2 separate regions of the Homo sapiens genome follow, and region 2 is linked to region 1. Evidence: read pairs that join two places in POLR2A ChIA-PET (ENCODE). Cell type or tissue: B cell. All regions are shown on one strand.

The links. Peaks named below come from ENCODE experiments on the same cell type or tissue, not always from the same donor. Only the 100,000 strongest peaks of a DNase experiment are listed, where the experiment ranks them.
Region 2: POLR2A ChIA-PET joins it to region 1 with 11 read pairs; 5 of 35 experiments call an interaction of 5 or more read pairs at or near these places.

Annotation. Positions count from the first base shown.
Region 1 is chr14:61,745,756-61,748,255 of GRCh38, reverse strand. It overlaps HIF1A (hypoxia inducible factor 1 subunit alpha), which reads right to left. Exons shown (of 15, transcript NM_001530.4): 14 at 2,439-2,500; 15 at 1-1,322. The coding sequence ends at 1,171. The region is part of intron 1 of HIF1A-AS3 (HIF1A antisense RNA 3); the gene reads left to right. It overlaps HIF1A-AS2 (HIF1A antisense RNA 2), which reads left to right. Exons shown (of 1, transcript NR_045406.1): 1 at 1-1,217. Among named protein-coding and RNA genes, the nearest start is that of HIF1A-AS2, 2.1 kb to the left of the region's middle. In B cell, no CTCF peak of the experiment used is centred here; no DNase peak of the experiment used is centred here; H3K27ac peaks cover 583 bases.
Region 2 is chr14:61,595,769-61,598,268 of GRCh38, reverse strand. The region is part of intron 1 of LINC03033 (long intergenic non-protein coding RNA 3033); the gene reads right to left. Among named protein-coding and RNA genes, the nearest start is that of LINC01303, 26 kb to the right of the region's middle. In B cell, no CTCF peak of the experiment used is centred here; no DNase peak of the experiment used is centred here.

The DNA.
Region 1 (2,500 bases):
GGTCCACAGAAGATGTTTATTTGATGTAACAAAACAATACAGTTAGTGTTAGATCCAACCACAAAGAGCAAAAGGAATGAAAAATTTGTACAATGTACATAGAAAAAACAAGATATTTACTGTGACAACTATATATTCCTAAAATAATGCTTCTAAAATTACTCAATTATTGAAATCTACATGAAAAAAAGGATGTTAATAGCGACAAAGTGCATAAAATCAAACATTGTATTTTGAGCAAATTAACATACTAGGCAATTTTGCTAAGAATGCATGATTTTTTTTTTCTTGTTTACAGTCTGCTCAAAATATCTTTATACCAACAGGGTAGGCAGAACATTTAGGTTTAATATCAGTTACACAATATTAGCATAAACTTCCACAACTACATAGGGTATTGTTTTCTTTTGAGCTGGCAAAGTGACTATAGAAACATCAGATGATTTCTCTGAATTGAGAATTTTATCCAAATAAATGCCACATACCTTCTAGATATATGCATATCTTTCTATATTATGTAAATGGCTTTACCCATTTAAATAATAAACCATACAGCATTTAAGAATCATTATTATATGATTAACAATGTCATGTTCCAGGTTTAACAATTTCATAGGCCAAAAAAAATTTCTTCTTAAAAACTAGTTTTATAAACGCAGAATATATTCCATGAGTAACTGCTGGTATTTTTTAAGAAAATATATTGTGCAATTGTGGCTACCACGTACTGCTGGCAAAGCATTATTATTTATGTAAAATGTGAAAAAAAAGGTGTAAAAATTTTTCAACTGCCTATGATCATGATGAAAGGTTACTGCCTTCTTACAAAAATTATATTGGCATCTTCTTAAAAATAATTCGAAAAAGGGATAAACTCCCTAGCCAAAAATAAATAAATAAAAAGGTGCATTTTTTAAAATGATGCTACTGCAATGCAATGGTTTAAATACCAAAAAACTGAGAAAATGAGCTGTCTGTGATCCAGCATTAAAGAACATACTAAAAAAGAGCATTAATGTAAATTAAGTAGAAAGGGGATCAAAATTGAACTAACCAAGTTTGTGCAGTATTGTAGCCAGGCTTCTAAAATTAGATGTAGAAAATATAAATAGACTGCTTTAGGTAATGAGCCACCAGTGTCCAAAAAAAGGAATGAAATTAAGAAAAAGCTCAGTTAACTTGATCCAAAGCTCTGAGTAATTCTTCACCCTGCAGTAGGTTTCTGCTGCCTTGTATAGGAGCATTAACTTCACAATCATAACTGGTCAGCTGTGGTAATCCACTTTCATCCATTGATTGCCCCAGCAGTCTACATGCTAAATCTGAAAAACAAAAGAGATACCTAAGTATACATTCATCTAGTCAATGAATATTTATTAAACACCCACAATGTGTTAGGTATCATAGAAAATAAAGCAAAATTCTGGAAGGGTTTTTAGTTTACCTGGCAAAACCACAACTATGTTAAAAAGTAAGTATAATCCAGTGATACTGTTGCTGTGTCAGAAATGTTTACAGGATACAATAAAGGCACAAAGAAATAACAATTTGGAAAAAGGCATAAATATGGTGGGCATCAAAGCTGATGCCTGTAATCCTAGCACAGGCTGAGGCAGGAGGATCACTTGAGGCCAGGAGTTTGAAACCAGCCTAGGCAACATAGTGAGACCCCATCTCTACAAAAAGCAACCGGGTGTGGTGAGGCATGTCTGTAGTGCGAGCTACTCAGGAGGCTGAGGTAGGATGATTGCTTGAGCTTGAGCACAGGAGTTTGAGACTGCAGTGAGCTATGATCATGCCACTGCACTCCAGGCCTGGGCAACAGAGCGAGACCCTGTCTCAAAAAAAAAAAAAAAAAAAAAAGAAGTCATAAAAGTTCACAAATTTCAGCTTCTATCAATATTGACAGCACATGGACATAGAGAAATCAAAGAAAATTACTAAAAATGAAAAGCTCCACCTTGAAATGTTAATCTCTGTATTAAGACCATCACATGAAATACAACTGTACTTTTTTTTTTTTTTTTTTTTGAGGCAGAGTCTCACCCTTGTCGCCCAGGCTGGAGTGCAGTGGTGCCATCTTGGCTCACTGCAACCTCTGCCTTCCGGGTTCAAGCAATTCTCATGCCTCAGCCTCCCAAGTAGCTGGGATTACAGGCGCCCGCCACCACGCCCAGCTAATTTTTGTATTTTTAGTAGAGACGGGGTTTCACCATGGTGGCCAGGCTGGTCTCCAACTCCTGACCTCAGATGATCTGGCTGCCTCGGCCTCCCAAAGTGCTGGGATTACAGGTGTGAGCCACCGCGCCCAGCCACAACTTTACTTTTTAATCTTGCTAAGGAACCAAAGTCATTCTCACTTAGATTAAAGCTCCTAAATAAAAATGTTTCATGTATTTTGTCTTTGTGATGTTCAAGGTCAAAAAGAATAAACTAACCAGAGGGTATTAAAATAATTGTCTTTTGCTCCATTCCATTCTGTTCACTAGATTTGCATCCT
Region 2 (2,500 bases), 150 kb after region 1:
GAAAACAAAAGATAATCAAAAAGTATAGGTAAAAAAATTACATCATTTTGGAATTAGGAATTCCTTTCTAAGCATTATTTAATAAGAAACATTAAAGAAATCATTGAATACTGGCCACTTAAAACTTCTATGTATCTAAACCACATACCATAAGTTATGAAAAACTGAAAAAGAATTCACAACATATATGACGGCAAAAGGTTAATAGTTTTGAATTATGAAGAACTCTTGGAAATCTATGAAAAGGTAAAATACAGTTAAAACATGGTCAGACGAGTTACACAAAAAAGGAGAAATGCAAATGGCCAACATGAAAGCTATTTCACCTCACTAGTATAAAGAAAATGCCAATAAAAATAAAAATGAAAATGCCTTTTAACTTATAAAACTGAAAAACGTTTAAAAGAATGATAATAACTAGTGCTGATGAAGGCATGAGATAATAGGTACTTTCACACACTTTAAAGGGAATGTAAATTGAGTCACGCTTTCTGGAGGGCAATTTAGCAAATTTAAATAGTATTTTAAAATGTATATACTCACATTTAAATGTTCACATCTAAGAATTTATCCCAAGGAAATAGCAGGGTAAATGCATAAAAATGCCTGTACAAGAATGTTCTTTAGCACATCATTTATCATAACAAAACATTGGCAAACCTAAAGATTTGTCAAACGAGAACAGAAAGCTATGAAATAATTTTAAAAGATGGACAGAGATGTCTTCAATATATTAAGTGAAACAAGAGATTATGTAATGGAATATACAGTATGATCATATTTACATATATTTTATGAAAACCAAATGTTAATAACTATCATATCTGGATGTTTTGAATAATAGGCATTATTACTTTACTTTCTGCTTATGCTTATTTTATTTTCTCATTATTCAAAAATAATGAGGATGTATTATTTTTATCATTAGGAGAAACAATAAAACCATAACTCTCCTTCCAAAACTCACGAATGAGCCTTAGAGATGAAAAGAAAACAATTGCAAATGAGCGATGCAAATATTTCCATGACAAAGTTCTTGTTACCATAGCAAAGTGACCATAGGAATAATGTTTAAGACTAAACATCTGTGTCTGTCAAATGTCTCGGTAAGATTTGCTTCCTCTACTGCAGATGGAAAGCTGAATTTTCCAGTGACTGTCCCATGAAGTTGCCACTTCACAAGGTGGGTTCCAGCAATCATATTTTGAACAAGATCCGACATGGTCTTTGGCCTCCATTTTCCACAGAGAAAAGACGTCTGAGTCAGAAGCAGGCTACAGTTGACTTTCTGTCTATCTCACTCCCTTTATCCACCCACCTCCAATCTCATTCCCTCCTTTTCTTCCTTTATCTTTTTCTTCTCTCTTCCCCCTCCTTCTTCTCTGCCTCTTTTTCTTTCTTTTCATGCATTCTTTCATCAGACATTTCCTGAGAGCTTTTCAGGATAGGAAGCACTGTTCTGGGCACAGAAAGCAACTTCAGGTTTCATCATGGGAGCGTGGGAAATAGTACTTTTCAAGGCCAAATAGTACCAGGATTTGGGGATTTACTTTACTTAATACTGAAATGCTTGGATTGATACTGTTATTATAGTTTTAAATATTCAGAATTCATAAACTTTAAAGCTTCAGTAAAATGATATGTACAGTACTTTTTAAGAGCACACATTTATAGCACACATTAAAACCTGTTTCAAAACATGAAGCAAATGTGTATCTTTATAAAGGTATAAGCATAAACGTACAGTCTTACGCTATTACAAATCAGCAAATGAAAAAGAATATGAAAAATAGTACTCATAAAATGAAAATTTGATTAACTTGAAAAAAGCTATCATTGAAATACTACAGTAGCAATATACATTTGACTGTTTTTAACAGCACAATTTTTAAAGCAAAGTGCTTCAATGCATTGCCAGCTTAGTTTTATGCAAATTGTTCCAACTGTTGAAAATCCTCTTTCCAACTCTGTGCTAGTGAGTGAACAGTGAAGAGATAGTATGGATTAACTGTAAATTATTTCCCTCTGGCTGGGCGCGGTGGCTCACGCCTGTAATCTCAGCACTTCGGGAGGCTGAGGTGAGTGGATCACCTGAGGTCAGGAGTTTGAGACCAGCCTGGCCAACATGGTGAAACCCCGTCTCTACTAAAAATACAAAAACTAGCTGGGCATGCTGGAGGGGTACCTGTAATCCCAGCTGCTCGGGAGGCTGAGGCAGGAGAATCACTTGAACCTGGGAGGTGGAGGTTGCAGTGAGCCGAGATCACACCACTACACTCCAGCCTGGGTGACAGAGTGAGACTCTGTCTCCAAAAAAAAAAAAAAAAAAAAAAATTATTTCCCTCTGACTCATTCATCTTCAAATTATATGATTTCTTGCTTTACACCAAAGGAGTTGTGGGGATTCTCAGGAGTTGTGTATGCGTGTGTGTTGTGGTATGTGTGTAGTGTATGGTGAGTGTGTGTGTGTACATGTATATGTGTGTGTGTGTGTAAAGTA